Regions from separate parts of the Homo sapiens genome. Here region 1 is linked to region 2. A link is an interaction called in ENCODE POLR2A ChIA-PET data of the cell type or tissue named here. Cell type or tissue: PC-9. All regions are shown on one strand. Links, peaks and the distances in the headings refer to the core of each region. The heading gives the core; the rest is flanking DNA.

Region 1 (8,340 bases), core at 98-8,097, 510 kb after region 2:
ACTTTAGTCTAGCGATATCACCAGGCGACTTTATGAAATGGGCAGGTTATAGACAATATGCTCCTTAAGGTCCCTTTCAGTCCCGTTCTATGGATCTGTGTAGTTTCGCTTCTTTTTTCAATATGCTCAGAATTAGGACACCAATGTTAATGGAAGATAAGGAAACTATACCACCTATCCCTTATAGAAGATTTGTGCACTAACTAATATGAGCCCTGGAAGATCAAGCCAGTAGAAGATAGAAGATCTATCCCTGCTTTATACTTTGGATCATTTATTTGTGAAGATCACAACTTTCAAAGTTTTATTATTTCTTAGGTCTTCATGGAAGTTCGGGGAAATTAACTGGATCTACTTCTAGTCTAAATAAGCTCAGTGTTCAGAGTTCAGGGAATCGCAGATCTCAGTCATCTTCCCTGTTGGATATGGGAAACATGTCTGCCTCTGATCTCGATGTTGCTGACAGGACCAAATTTGATAAGGTAAACTAAAATAACAAGTACTTCTTAAACATTAACATTAGTTTTCTAACAGCAGTTTGTGGTTGCTCTAAGTGTGTTCAAAGATTTGGGTTCTTCTGGCTCTCTTAAGCATTAACCATGTCTTTCCAACTGAATCGAATCTGGGAAAAAAAAAAAAAAAAACTAGTCAAAGGACAAGTAAAATGTGAATTATCAATGAAATGGCATAAAAGCTTTATTAAAATTTGTTATAAATCATAAAATGCTTATATCTCAAATCTAAGTTGTTTGGGCACCTAAAAAGTAAGAGGAAATAAAAGCTTTTGTGATGCTGGCCTTTCTCTGTACTAAATTAAATAAGTTTTTTTGTTTGTTTGTTTTTGAAATGGAGTCTTGCTCTGTCACCCAGGCTGGAATGCAGTGGCACAGTCTCAGCTCACTGCAACCTCCACCTTCTGGGTTCAAGCAGTTCTTCTGCCTCCCTCCCAGGTAGCTGGGATTACAGGTGCCTGCCACCACACCCAGCTAATTTTTGTATTTTTAGTGGAGATGGGGTTTCACCATGCTGGCCAGGCTGGTTTCGAACTCCTGAGCTCAAGTGATCTGCCCGCTTTGGCCTCCCAAAGTGCTGGGATTACAGGCATGAGACATCATGCCTGGCCATAAATAAGTTTTAAAAGTTGATCTTTGTGCTCCTCTTTCCAGATGTGAAGTGAATAACTGTGAGTTTTATTTTAGGTTTATTTTGTGGCCTTGTTATACCTTGCTAATACCATTGTCCTGTAGATCTTGGAAGAGTTTGTTTTTGGGATTCCATTGAGATTATAAATTCATAGATTAGTGAGATTATGGATCCATGGTCTGTGCAGAAAAGAAAATTAAATGTGGAGTGTTATTTTAAGCATTTGGTGCAGTTCTTTCGTTATAGGATCACTTTGGTTTTCTTCAGATCTTTGAACAGGTACTAAGTGAACTGGAGCCCCTATGTCTGGCAGAACAGGACTTCATAAGTAAATTTTTCAAACTACAGCAACATCAAAGTATGCCTGGAACTATGGTATGGCTCACAGTGTATTTTGGATAGTATTTATGATCTGTAATATAATTAGCTTAATTAATATGTGGTCACAATTTTATGATCAGAAGAGAAAAGGAAAGAATTTATCATGTAAGGATTTTTTTATGATGTAAGGATTTAGGATGTAAGGAATTTTTGTAATACCACAAGATGATAAAAACAGTGACAGATGAAGTTTGGGCATCTAATTTAATATTTCAGAATATTACAAGCCTAAATATTCTCTAAATTAGTGGGGGGAGGAATGTCTGAGTTTACTTTGCAAAGAACATTATTTAAAAGGCTAGTTTAACATTTTAGTAGTCATCAAGATAAATATAATGTTTTAAAATGATGTTAGAGTGTATACACTTTGGTATACCAAATAACAATAATGATAAATAAAAGAAAATGAGGCCTCAGATTTGCCTTCCTTGTGGCTTTGTTACTAACTAGCCATGAGATCTTAAGCCAGTTATTCGATCCCCAGCTTTCCTCTTCTGTAAAGTAGATATCATAGTGCCTATTCAGCATGCCTTTCTGGTAGCATACATATAAGAGAATAAGATGAGAGAGTTTCTTGAGTATTTTGAAGAACTTAAAAACAGTGCAAATAAAGTGTTTTTTAAATTATCATCTCAAAATTGTATGCCACAGACAACCAACTTATAAAAGCAGTCATAAAATAAATGAGAAATGGATTATGATAAATGGTTTAGAGTGTTCATTGTTATGGTAGTAATGGTGGCAAATTTGTTTATTTGTTGGCCTCTGTAAGAATTTTTTATAGCATTTTTTTAATGCTGAAGTTCTATTAGAATAATTGATGAGATTTCCTTAATTTTTTAAATTCTCTTTTGAAAGTTGTGTTTGGACGTTTTCTATTTTTGTGGTGGTTGTTGTCAAGCTGCCCCCACTCCCACACCTTGCGTTCAGCTTCCTGTACCTCCCTACTTCCCCTCAGGTGCACACACAAATACAACTTCTCACCCCACAAAAGTTCTTGGATAAAACCTAAGAAGAGTATCTCATGAACATTCTTAAATAGCATACTAAATTATATAGCTAGCTTTATCATAATGCTACCTTTAAAAATATTTTTCATAATGTATTCTTTCCTAGGAATTTTAAGACTGAGCAGGCTTTTGCTATATCAATACTAGTCAAATTGTTGGTCTTTTATTATGTAAAGTGCCTGAATAATTTTTGCAGGCTGAAGCAGAGGACCTGGATGGAGGAACATTATCACGGCAACATAATTGTGGCACACCACTGCCTGTTTCATCTGAGTATGTCTTTGTTACTATCATTGTTTATTTTGGAAAAAATAAACTTTAAAATGTGGAGTGCTGCTCATTGAGGGGTCTAGATGTTTCTCAGTAGCCTGACAGCACTCACAGTACCAGCATGTGTGTCCATTGTCTTATCAAACGTTTTACTGATTTAAAATAGGGCCTATTTTATGGCTCTTCAACTCTTCCTTGCTCCAGGACTTACAGAAGATGAAGTCAGTCTGTTGTTTGCTGGTAGGGGGAAGCCTTTGAATTGTAGTGTATTTCTTAGAAATCACAAAGCACATTTCATGACCCAGCTTTACAAATTAAAACTAATTCAAATGATAAAACCCAACATCAGTAAAATATTTTTATATCAAAAACTACTATAATCATATTTAGACATTTTTATTTGTTTTTTGTTGTTGTTGTTTTCTGAGATGGAGTCTCCCTCTGCTGCCCAGGCTGGAATGCAATGGCGCCATCTCAGCTCACTGCAACTGCACTTCACCTCCCGGGTTCAAGCGATTCTCCTGACTCAGCCTCCCAAGTAGCTGGGATTACAGACATGCACCACCACGTCTGGCTAATTTTTGTACTTTTGGTAGAGACAGGGTTTTACCATGTTGGCCAAGCTGGTCTTGAACTCCTGACCTCAGGTGACCTGCACACCTTGGCCTCTCAAAGTGCTGGGATTACAGGCGTGAGCCACCACGCCTGGCTATTTAGACATTTTTAATTGAAATTTAATTATGGTATTTTTGTCCTTTTGTATATACCCAGTGGATTAAAGTTAACGGTGAATTCACCTGAAGCTTGTTATAACTTTATACTTCTTGTCTGTTTTCTGAACAGGAAAGATATGATCCGCCAAATGATGATTAAAATATTTCGCTGCATTGAGCCAGAGCTGAACAACCTAATTGCATTAGGAGACAAAATTGATAGCTTTAACTCTCTTTATATGTTAGTCAAAATGAGTCATCATGTGTGGACTGCACAAAATGTGGACCCTGCTTCTTTCCTAAGTACTACATTGGGAAATGTTTTGGTGACTGTCAAAAGGAACTTTGACAAATGCATTGTAAGTTTTCTTTTTTAAAAAAATACCTTAGCATCCTAGTCATTGCAAAATATAGGTAAATGTATTTAAAATCGAGGGATTTCCAGCTTTCTGTTGGGGAATCTGTTGTTTATGTCCCTCGAAGCAGGGCATGGCAACAATCTACATGAACAGAGTTAGTTGGGTGGCACTATGCCAGCTAGTTTCCATTCCACACTGTGAATCTTGGCAAGTTCTGGAGGAAGTGGCACAGTGGCACCAGTTGCTTAAGAGATCCACTGGAGGCCAGACGCAGTGACTCACACCTGTAATGCCAGCACTTTTTAAGGCCGAGGTGGGCAGATCACCTGAGGTCAGGAGTTCGAGACCAGCCTGGAGAACATGGCGAAACCCCATCTCTACCAAAAATACAAAAATTAGCCGGGCGTGGTAGCACATGCCTATAATTCCAACTACTCGGGAGGCTGAGGCAGGAGAATTGCTTGAACCTGTGAAGTGGAGGTTGCAGTGAGCCAAGATTGCACCAGTGCTCTCCAGCCTGGGTGACAAGAGTGAAGACTGTGTCAAAAAAAAAAAAAAAAAAATCTACCGAATCACTGACATCTCAGTTTATTAGTCAATGACCATTGATTTAATGAAACAATTGAAACAATCATTTGGGTTTATTGTTATTGTTCTTCTTTTAATACATTCTAGTAAGAAAACTAATTTGATTATTTTAATTATTTAATTTATTTTAATAGTTTAGTAGCTTTAATAATTGTATTTTATTTTAGGAATAAATTGTTATAACTGAGCAATTATCATTTTCCTCCTAATAGAAAAAAATTTGACAACTTTCTTACTATCTGTTACTTTTTTTTTTTTTTTTTTTTTTTTTGAGATGGAGTCTCGTTCTTGTTGCCCAGGCTGGAGTGCAACAGTGCAATCTCGGCTCACCGCAACCTCCGCCTCCTGGGTTCAAGTGATTCTCCTGCCTCAGCCTCCCGAGTAGCTGGGATTGCAGGCATGCGCCACCACGCCCTGCTAGTTTTGTATTTTTAGTAGAGATGGGGTTTCTCCATGTTGGTCATGCTGGTCTCAAACTCCCAACCTCAGGTGATCTGCCCACCTCAGCCTCCCAAAGTGCTGAGATTACAAGCAAGAGACACCGGCCATCTATCCATTACATTTTTTATACTTGTATGTATGAATTGGGCTAGGCCAGGTTAAAAAATGCTTCATGAACACTTCTCAAGGCATGGCACTAGAGAAGGTAATCTAGACAAAGATATAAATTCATATTTTCTCATAAGTTGCATATATATATATAAAGGACATAGGTTTGCCACTGAAGAGGAGGGTGGTTTCTTCTGCCTGTCATACTTCTGTATATCTTATTTCAATAATGTCTTATTTTTGATAAGATCTTATCTCTCATTTATGAACACTGGTCAATAAGATCAATAGACAGCATTTATAAATGAGTGCTTACTGTGTACCAGGCACAAGTCTGGGCACTTTGCACACATTATGTCATCTAATCTTAAACCCAGCCCCTCAATAAGGTAGATTGTTTGAGAGGTGAAGTTACTTTCCCCAGGTCCACAGTTAAAAAATATGGATCTTGTATTCAAACCCAGAAAGTCTGGTTCTAGTACCTGCAATCTTACCACTACCTTTTCTACTGCATCTGTTTTTCACCTCACAGTTACCAATACTGATGAAGTAGAACATTAGTACAGATAATATGAAATAACTGACTATACTCTTAGGGTTTTCTTATACTAATGTCAGAAGCCTAGAGATAATTATTTTTCTAATCCATGTGTCATATGGTTTTTGAGTTATACTCCCCAAATCTCAACACAATGAAATGTTAGGTAGAAGCTGAAATAATACAAAAGTATTTGGCAGTGTAATCATTCCTACTGAGTAGATTTAGATCCCTTCAGAATCATAGAACCATAATTGAATCCGTGGATCGTTTTGAACCTAAGATTCTGTCTGCATGAAACATTTCTTTCGCATTTTGTCATATAATGCACAAGCAGTTTGTGGAACTAAGGCTAAGTGACTAATAAATATATGGAAAATTAAATAATGCAAATCCATATGGAAATGCCTATCCTCCCTCTTTGTTTCTGTACTCTGAAAATAGAGAGTTTGTCTATCCAGACAGAAATTTTAGACTGACGAAAATTGGAAATGACTGTGGTTCTCAAACTTGACCACGTGGCCACCAACCAGAAGTTACCCGGAGGGATCCTATAGGTGCTCTGGAATCTTCTCTCCTGTAACCTAAAATCAGTAATTGCCTTGTACTCATCTTTCATAAATGGTAGAAATGTGTGTTGACTGTTTTTACTTTGTACAGAGACTTGAAGTTCACGGCCTTGATTGTATTTTGTTTTGTTTCATTTTATTTTTTGAGACAGTCTTGCTCTGTCACCCAGGCTGGAGTGCAGTGGCGCAATCTTGGCTCACTGCAACCTCTGCCTCCCAGGTTCAAGCAATTCTCATTCCTCAGCCTCCCAAGTAGCTGGGATTACAGGCATGCACGACCCCACCCAGCTAATTTTTTTTTGTATTTTTTGTAGAGACGAAAATGGCCAGGCTGGTCTTGAACTCTTGGCCTCAAGCGATCCACCCACCTTGGCCTCCCAAAGTGCTGGGATTACAGGCATGAGCCACCGTCCCCAGCTTATAGATGGTTTTAAATAATCTGTATTATTTTGATTTTCTTAAACTTACTGTAAAATGGTTTTATTATCTATAGAATTAGTTTTTCTTAGTTATCCTTGTTTTGATTCATCTTCAATTAGTAAGCATCCAAAGTGTTCTAGGTACCACATAATATCCTGCCTCTATGATATCTATGTATATATCTATATCTCCATCTATATATTTTGTTATGATTATATGTAGTTTTAAAGTTGCTTGGTTATTTATCTCCCTTGCTCTCTGCCTAACTTTAGAGTAACCAAATAAGGCAAATGGAAGAAGTAAAGATCTCAAAAAAGAGTAAAGTTGGAATTCTTCCATTTGTTGCTGAATTTGAAGAATTTGCTGGACTTGCAGAATCAATCTTCAAAAATGCTGAGCGTCGTGGAGACCTGGATAAAGCATACACCAAACTTATCAGAGGAGTATTTGTTAATGGTAAGCTTTTGTTATGTTCTAAAGAATTGTTATAGCTATTGTTTTTATTTCTGGTAACTAAGAAATCGGGAGCAGATAGGTTCATTATTTTGTATATCTTATAATCTTTTTTAGGTTTTCTAACATTAAAGATTTCTTGAATTTGGAAAATAAAACCTATTTGTATTCATTATGAACCACTTACATTTTAGGGTTTATGTGGGCTTATGACTATGCAAAATTGAAAATCTTTTTTTTTTTTTTTTAAGATGGGCCTCACTCTGTCGCCCAGGCTGGAGTGCGGTGGCATGATCTTGGCTCACTGCAACCTCCACCTCCCAGGCTCAAAAGATCCTCCTACCTCACCCTCCCAAGTAGCTGGGACTACAGGTGCACCCTACCATGCCCTGCTAATTTTTTGTAGAAAATCATTTTTTAAACACAAAAACATGACCTTCCAGATTACATTTGCATTTTAACAAGTGGTCTTCTAGAGATGATGGGCTGTGATGTGTGTGTAACCTTAAGCAAATCAATTCACTTATTTAGGACTCAGTTTTTCATATCTACTATACAAGGAAATTAGTACTAAAATACAAGAGAAATTAGTGCTGAAATACTGTAATTCGCTTTCTTCCTGTGTCAGATCCCACAATTAAGTTACAGAAAAGTCTGGACATGTCATTTCATCTGAAATAAATGATCTGATTGCATATATTCAGGAATTGTAAAAGCTAAAAAATTGATAGAAAATGGAATCATCTCACCAATTGTTGCCCAGGTTGGAGTGCGGTGGCATAATCTCGGCTCGCTGCAACCTTCACCTCCCGAGTTCAAGCAATTCTGCTGCCTCAGCCTCCTAAGTAGCTGGGATTATAGGCAGGCATCATCACGCCTGGCTAATTTTTGTATTTTTAATAGAGACAGGGTTTCACCATGTTGGCCAGACTTGTCTCAAACTCTTGACCTCAAGTGATCTGCCCGCCTTGGCCTCCCAAAGTGCTGGGATTACAGGCATGAGCCACCGTGTCCAGCCTTGATTTTTTCTTTTAAAATTCAAAGTAGCTTTGCTTTATCTGATTCTAAAGTAATGTGGCTAGGCACAGTGGCCCACACCTGTAATCGCAGCACTTTGGAAGGACCAGTTGGGGGATCGCTTGAGCCCAGGAGTTCAAGACCAGCCTGGGCATCATAGTGAGGCCTTGTCTGTACAAAAAAAATTTAAAAAATTAGCCAGACGTGGTGGTGTGTCCCTGAGTTTCAGCTACACAGGAGGCTGAGGCAGGAGAATCATTTGAGCTCAGGAGGTCAAGGCTGCAGTGAGCCTTGTTCATGCTACTGCACTCTAGCCTGGATGACAAAGCC
Region 2 (8,340 bases), core at 245-8,244:
ATGGGGGAGGGGAATCAACTGTGCCTCCACTGGGCAAAATTCACTTGTATGTCTATGGAAAAGAATTATTTGCATTTCTTTCAGTTGTCTGCCATTTACAGAGTTGTAAAATACCTCAAGACAATTAAAGACACAGATAATAACTTGAAGAGACTACTATATAAGACACGAGTAATATTTCTTGTTCATTTCAGCCGTTTACATTTTTTTTCCTGAAACTGTAAACAAATTTTGAATTTCTACCCAAAACTCAGCCCTCTTGAGCACTAGATTGGATTCCCTTTCACCTACCTAAGGACATTGGCCATTCTTCCCTCTATTATATCAATTTTTTGCCCTTTTCTCAACATTCCTGCTTTCTCATCAGAAGACAAATCTCTTTTTGAGGCAGGGTCCCCTTCTGTCACCCAGGCTAGAGTGCAGTGGCATGATCACGACTCACTGCAGCCTTGACCTCTCTGGGTTCAGGTGATCCTCCTGCTTCACCTTCCTGAGTGGCTGGAATTACAGGTGCGCACCATCATGTCCGGCTAATTTTTGTATTTTTTGTAGAGACGGGGTTTCACCATGTTGCTCAGGCTGGTCTTGAATTCCTGGGCTCAAGCAATTGGGCCGCCTTGGCCTCCCAAAGTGCTGGGATTACAGGTATGAGCCACTGCGCCTGGCCCAAATATGTTTTTTTTTTTTTTTTTGAGATGGAGTTTTGTTCTTGTTGCCCAAGCTGGAGTGCAATGGCACGATCTTGACTCACTGCAACCTCTGCCTCCTGGGTTCAAGCGATTCTTCTGCCTCAGCCTCCCAAGTAGCTGGGATTACAGGCATGTGCCACCATGCCCAGCTAATTTTGTATTTTTAGTAGAGACGGGGTTTCTCCATGTTGGTCAGGCTGGTCTCGAACTCCCGACCTCAGGTGATCTGTCCGCCTCGGCCTCCCAAAGTGCTGGGATTACAGTTGTGAGCCACCACACCAGGCCCAAATATCTTTATATTTATTTTACTTATTTATTTTTTTGAGAGAGAGTCTCATTATGTCACCCAGGCTGGAGTGCAGTGGTGTGATCTCGGCTTACTGCAACCTCCACTCCCAGGTTCAAGCGATTCTCTTGCCTCAGCCTCCCCACTAACTGAGATTACAGGCATGTGCCACCATGCCCAGCTAATTTTCGTATTTTTAGTAGAGACGGGGTTTCACCATGTTTGCACCATGTTGGTCTCAAACTCCTGACCTCAAGTAATCCACCTGCCTTGGCCTCCCAAAGTGCTGGGATTACAGGCATGAGCCACTGCGCCTGACCCCAAATATCTTTTTAAAACGTAACTCCATTTCCCTCACCAGATACCACCTGATTTCGCTGATTCTTTGGCAGCAAAGCTCCTAGAAAGATTAGTCTATTCTTACTAACATCAGTCCTTTCCCTCCCACCGCTAAATACCCTATAGTCACTTTTTTTATTTTTATTTTATTTTTTTTAGCTCTCAGAACTTTACTAAACTGCTCTTGAAAAGGTCTCCAACGACCATGCTGCTAAACCCGACAGTTGTTTCTCAGTGTTCATCCCAGCATGGTAGCAGTTGGTTACCTCATTTGAGATGCATTCTTTAATTGGTTCTGAGACACTACACTGTGGATTTTCCTCCTACCTCCCTGGCTGTTCCTTCCCAGGTTCCTCTGCTGATCTCTTCTGTTTCCTGATGTCTGAATGTTGAATTGCCCCAGTTCTCAGTCCTGGGTCCCTTTCTTTATCAATACTTGGTGATCTCATCCAGTCTCATAACTTTAAATACTATTTATATGCTGACAACTTCTAAATTTATATATTCAGCCCAGACATCACCCTGACCTCTAGACTCATATATCTAGTTGCCTACTTAACAGCTCTACTTGACTTGAAAAGCACTAGCTGTTCTCAAGTTTGACATGATTAAAGGTAAATTTCTGATTTTCCTCTTCCCCACACCTGATCCACCTACATTCTTCCTGTTTTTTCACTTACTCAAACCAAAAGCCATGGAGTCTTCCTTGACTCTTCTTTTTCTTTCACAATCCAGAAATCAGTGGGTCTACAGTTAGAGCATGTCCAGAATCTACCTCTGTTATCATCTTTCTACAAACTGCCATCGTGATTTTCATTCATTTTTTGCCTAGATTATTGCAACTGACTAAGTGAGCTCCCTGCTTTCCCCCTTATACCTTACAGACAATTCTCAACACAAGCTAGAGTGATCTTTCACAAACATAAATGAGATCATGCCACTACTGTCCCAAACCCTGCAACACAGCTGCCAATTTCTCTTGGAGTAAGGCTGAAGTTCTTCTACTAACCCACTAGGCCCAGTATGTTGTGGCTCCCAGTCACACACATTACCTCGTCTGCTATTCTCCTCAGTGGACTGTAGATGATCATGTATATGATGCTCCTTATACACATCAGTCATGCCCTGCTTCAGTGTCTCTGCACTGGCTTTTCCTCTGCCTGGAATGCACTTCTCCAAGATATCTGCATGGCCTTCTCACTCAGCTTCTTCAAGTCTTTGTTCAAACATCACTGTATTAGTTATTTACTGCTGTGTAACAAAGTACTCCAAGTCTTAGGAGCTAAAAACAAACATCTATTATCTCATTGTTTCTGGGGTCAGAATTCCAGATACAACTTAGCTGGGTGCCTCTGCCTCAAGGATTCTCTGCAGTCAAGATGTCCCCAGGGCTGTTGTCTCATCTTTAAGCTCTACTGAGGGAGGACCCACCTTCAAGCGCACTCACATGGTTGTTAGCAGGATTCAGTTCCCCATGGGCTCTTGAACTAAAGGCCCTAGTTCCAGGCCAGGCACAGTGGCTCACACCTGTAATTTCAGCACTTTCGGAGACCAAGGCAGGTGGATTGCCTGAGCTCAGGAGTTCAAGACCAGCCTGGGCAACATGGCAAAACCCCATCTCTACAAAAAATACAAAAATTAGTCGGGTGTGGTTGCTTGCACCTGTAGTCCCAACTACTTGGGAGGCTGAGGTGGGAGGATCTCTTGAGCCCAGGAGGTAGAGGTTGCAGTGAGCCAAGATTGTGCCACTGCACTCCCGCCTGCGTAACAGAGGGAGACCCTGTCTCAAAAAAAAAAAAAAAAAAAAAAGAAAGAAAGAAAAAGAAGAAAAAAAAAAGGCCCCTCATTGGCTGGGGCCTCCTTCAGTTCCTTGCCTCTATGGAAGGACTTCTCCATAAAGCATCTCACAACGTGGTACCCAGCTTCCATCAGAGCAAGCAAGCAAGGGCATCCACAAAGGAAGACAATCTCATTATAACTTAATCTTGGAAATTTTGTCTTGTCACTTTTGCCATATTCTCTTTGTTAGAAAGGAGTTACTAGGTCCAGCCTTATACTCAAAGAAAGAGGATACTCAAGGAAGTCCAGGAAATTCAGACTATTGGGGACCATCAAAGAGGCTGCATACCACAGCTGCCCTCTCAATAAGGTGATCCCCTTATTTAAAATTGCAACCCAACCCCCTTGTACCTCTCCTTCTCTCTTCCTCGTTCTCTCTCTATCATACACACATTTCCATTTTCCTTTCCCTTTGCTCTGGTGAGCAATAATAAATACTTATTGTTTTGAGTCACCTGGTTTTGAGGTGGTTTGTTCTGTAGAAATAAACCTCTACAATGTACTTTTTCACTTATGTGACTGACTGCCACTGCTACTGCTTGAGACCGTCATTACAAGACTGAAGGAAGGGACGGACGCAGAAATGTAAACTTAAGACAAAAGAAACTATTTTAAAGGAAGGGGAATCAGGAAAGAAGAAGAGAACTCCCCGCTTCTAGTGAGCAAAGGCAGCCCCCGAGTTTCCACAGCCTTTCTTATTTATTGGGTAGAAAGAGCAGGGAGGAGGAGGTAACGATTGGTCAGCTGCTTAATCGATCACAGGTTCATATTACTACTAACAGGCTTCAGAAGTACCTAATCACAAGAAACACTGCGCTTGGGGCGTGACTGCCCTCAGCATTCCTTCTGGTGGCAGACGCAGTTTGTCAGTTTGCCAACATTCTGCGTTTATGAGAACAGTTTGCTGTTTACTCATATAGCCTCCAGTGGTATACTGAGTTGATCACTACCCTCAATCTTTCGGCCTCCAACACACTTAGGTACATTATTTTTTGCCTGTGTTTCCTCAATGTAATGTGAGCTACATGAGGGCAAAAATTTTTGGGTTTGTTTTTATTGCTTTGTTTGCAGATATATCCCCAGCACTAGTAAAGTGCCTGATATATAGTAGACACTCAACATTTATTAAATGTATGACTCTGTTACTGTTATCTGCATAAGTAAATAGGTCTCCTGGCTTACTTTACTCTGTTGCAGAATTGCAATAATATCTTTCTTTCAAAGATTGAATGCAGTTTATATTGACGTGTGAAATGCATCTAATTGTGCATTTATATTACCAAGAATCTGGTAACAATTCTCATAAGGAAGAAGTAAAATGAAAGGCAAAATAAACGTTTAGGAATCCATAAACTGTTACAATCTTATCCACATCTTTTTGTCAGGTTTTTCGATTTTTGTTTTGTTTTTTCTTTGAGACAGGGTCTCACTCTGTCACCCAGGCTGGAGTGCAATGGCATGATTACGGCTCACACCAGCCTCGACCTCCTGGGCTCAAGCTATCCTCCCACTTCAGCCTCCCGAGTAGCTAGGACTATAGGCACAAGCCACCACACCCAGCCTTTTTCAGGTTTTATTAGAGAAATGCAGCATTTGTGGGAATTGGAATAAATATATTTACTCTTCAAAATATTAAGATTAAGACCTGTTGGTGAAGAGGACAGTGATTAGTCTTTAACTTAGAGACTTAGATCTTTAATATTTGTTCTTCCTATAAACTTAAAAAAAAAATCAGCACTTGGAGATTTCTTGCTTCCTCACATCTAGACCTATAATCCTGTGATCTGCTATTAACTAATAGCATGACTAGTGATCATGAATTTTTTTTTTTTTCCCAAGACAGAGTTTCACTCTGTTGCCCAGACTGGAGTGCAGTGGTGCGTTCTTGGCTCAGTGCAACCTCCGTCTCCCGGGTTCAAGAGATTCTTCTGCCTCAGCCTCCCAAGTAACTGAGATTAACAGGCACTTGCCACCGTGCCCGGCTAATTTTTATATTAGTAGAGACAGGGTTTCACCGTGTTGGCCAGGCTGGCCTCAAACTCCTGACCTCAGGTGATCCGCTTGCCTCGGCCTCCCAAAGTGCTGGCATTACTGGCGTGAGCCACCACGCCCAGCCAATCATGAATGTTTGACATGTAGATTGTGTAAAATCTTTGAGGTTAAAAAAAATTCATGCTACAGGAACCATGTAATCCAGTAAATGGGAAATAACTCATTCCTCTATAATGTTATCCCTCCTTTCTGTCCTTATGCAGTGAACGTAAATAATGTTCAGTGCAAAATGTAGCCCATAGTAATAGATGAAAAAGGATGGACTTTAGCTTATTAGGTTAATAAGTTACTTCTTACTACTTTAAGTACTTTAGCTTATTAGGTTAATAAGTTTCATCACCCTTTCCCACCTAATTGTCATGGCCAAATTGAACTTCCAGTCCTTTCTTCTTCTCCATCTGAAATTGTCCATAGAGTTTCCTTCTATGATTTTGCTTTTAAGACATGGAAACAAAAGGGAAAAAATGAAATCCATCACGTGATTCTCTGTATGTGCAAGCAAAACCAGAAGGATTCTCCTTTACCAAACTCAGGAAGTTTATACAGGGCACATTTGTGGAAAGAACACGGAAAACACAATGCTTACTAATGATATTTCTCCTCCTGGATCAGACAAGAAGATCAGATTTTTTATACCAGTTTTGATCAGTTTAATGCCTTATAAAAGGCAAAAAATATAATATATTATATATAATGCCTTATATAATGCCTTATATATAAAAGGACCTTATATAAAAGGACCTGTTTCCAACTCTTTACACGTTACCCTTCTGAAACAGAAGAATAGCAATTTATGTGTTCAACCTAACGTACTTAACATCTGCTATATGGAAGGCACAGAGGTAGGTCCCATGGGGAATACAGGGCTGCATAAGACAAGATTCTTGCTCTCAAAGAGCATTCATTTCAGTATGAAGATGATGTAGATTTATCAACAACCTATTGCTTTAAGTTAAGATCATGGAGGAAATCTGTCAGTGCCCATCATTTCCTCACCACCTTATCCTCTCTTCTACACAAAGCCCAAATCCTGACACCTAATAGACTATCTATAGGACCATATGCTGTGCAGTTGCACTCTCAGAAGGGGCACATGCTTGGTTTAATCCTCTGCTGTTGCTGTCTTGGAATTCTTAGTGATTTTATCTTCGAATTTGTGTTTGGTAAGTGAAGCCAGTGAGACAATGAAGCATGCACATGAGCAGTGGAAACACCCCAGCGGGGAACGCATGCATGTGTGCATGATTCAGGGCAGTCCAGAGTGCAGCTGAGCCAGTACCTGGGCCCAGTTGCAGTGGTGATGGTGGCGGGCAGCAGGAGTAACAGTCAGGACAGCAATGGCTGCGGCTCCAAAGACAGGAAAGGGCTCTGCATATGGACATTGCCAGGACCACCAGTGGGAGACCAGCTCGCCTGTCCCTTGCCAGAGCTTAGCCCCGCATCATCTGCACAAATAGTAACTCTCCATCCTGAGTACTGGGACAGGAACTCATTCTGCTAACTTCTCAGTAAATTAGTACAACATGTATACAATAAAAGTGTATACATGAATATTGTCATAGCATAGCAGGGGGTTATTAGAATTCTTAAAGGATCTAAAATGTCTAGTTTTGAAAACTACTACAACATGGCAAAGCAAATAACCTCAGGCTTAGAAACAGAAATTAAGTTTAAAGATTGTCACATTCTACAGAAAAGAATGCTATTTTCCTAGGAAGTACAAACCAATTGTTTGGCAGAAAGATAATTAAACATGTTTTTTTTCTTATAATTGAAGAGTCAGTGACAGAATACATAAACAGGCCTTATGAATTATATACAAATTATGAAGCCACTTTCAGTTTCTTGTAAGACCTCCACAAGTTTCAGGAAATATTTCCTTATGTCTGCAGAAACATTAAAATATCATTGTGTAAATTTATACTTAAAATTAAATTCAGACTTTTACAGAAAACTGAGTTGTCTAAGGAGTTAAGTCCCTTTAGAAAAATTATTCCACAAGAACCAACAACTCTAGAAGTATTAAAATTTATATTTCAAAATAATTTATCAGAAATTTACCTTAGTGTTGTCACAGTTTATGAAACACTCTTAACAGCTGCATCAGCAGAAAGATCCTTTACGAAATGAAAAATTATCAAAATTTATTTGTGACTTTATATTTCCCAAGACTGGCTGGTGTTGCTTTCAGTCTTATCTATTGGTAAAGAAATTGTATGACATAAATTTCATATCTATTGAAAATGAAAGTGAAATGAAAAGAATAAATTTTGATGAATTTGCAGAAAAGTGAGCCAGAAAAATATAATAGGACATCACATTAATGAATGATTATTGTTTACTGTATTATATAAAATTATGACATCACAATTATTAGTTTAGCAATGTTTAAGTTCATGTAGTTACTCCAGTATCACTATTATCCCATTACATTAGTATCTTTAACTGTACTTTTTTCCTGTTTTTTACAGAGGAGGTCCCATATTTTCGTTTGGCACCAGGCTCAGCGAATTACATAGCCAGCAATGACCACAAGTAAGAGTGTTACAGATTTTTGTTATAAGCCATCATAGTAGACAATGCTTGCCTATGAATGCTTAAGGAGAGTAGAAAAAGAGCAAGAAATGCAAGAAAATGCATGTTCTTAATGTGTGCCATATAAAATCTATCAGGTAATAGGCATTTAATCTATGTTAAGAGTAAAGAAATATAGCCAGGCGCAGTGGCTCACACCTGTAATCCCAGCACTTTGGGAGGCCAAGGCAGGAGGATCACGAGGTCAGGAGTTCAAGACCAGCCTGACCAATATGATGAAACCCTGTCTCTACTAAAAATACAAAAATTACCTGGTCGTGGTGGCACACGCCTGTAGTCCCAGCTACTTGGGAAGCTGAGGCAGGAGAATCACTTGAACCTGGGAGGCAGAGGTTGCAGTGAGCCAGGATTGCACCACTGCACTCTACCCTGGGCGACAGAGAGAGACTCCGTCTCAAAAAAAAAAAAAGAAAGAAAGAAAAAAAGAGTAAATAATACTGTGGGCTATAGTGCAGAATTTGTCATAAGGAAAAATCTGTTTGCATTTAATCCAGGACTGATGTCACAAAGCAATTGGGGACAATGCCTTCAATTGATGCC

The links. ChIA-PET counts read pairs that join two places held together with the same protein. Peaks named below come from ENCODE experiments on the same cell type or tissue, not always from the same donor. Only the 100,000 strongest peaks of a DNase experiment are listed, where the experiment ranks them.
Region 1: POLR2A ChIA-PET joins it to region 2 with 6 read pairs; 1 of 35 experiments calls an interaction of 5 or more read pairs at or near these places.

What each region holds. Positions count from the first base shown.
Region 1 is chr4:55,889,905-55,898,244 of GRCh38, forward strand. It overlaps EXOC1 (exocyst complex component 1), which reads left to right. Exons shown (of 19, transcript NM_001024924.2): 12 at 319-482; 13 at 1,411-1,518; 14 at 2,731-2,807; 15 at 3,648-3,876; 16 at 6,813-6,996. It overlaps EXOC1-AS1 (EXOC1 antisense RNA 1), which reads right to left. Exons shown (of 5, transcript XR_941069.4): 5 at 1-622. Among named protein-coding and RNA genes, the nearest start is that of EXOC1, 40 kb to the left of the region's middle. In PC-9, for the core only: no CTCF peak of the experiment used is centred there; DNase peaks (open chromatin) are centred at 3,837 and 4,067.
Region 2 is chr4:55,375,241-55,383,580 of GRCh38, forward strand. It overlaps SRD5A3-AS1 (SRD5A3 antisense RNA 1), which reads right to left. Exons shown (of 4, transcript NR_037969.1): 2 at 2,367-2,530. LINC02928 (long intergenic non-protein coding RNA 2928) reads left to right here and starts at 2,554. Exons shown (of 3, transcript XR_941060.4): 1 at 2,554-3,463; 2 at 7,677-7,740. In PC-9, for the core only: no CTCF peak of the experiment used is centred there; a DNase peak (open chromatin) is centred at 4,061; H3K4me3 peaks cover 941 bases; H3K27ac peaks cover 1,842 bases.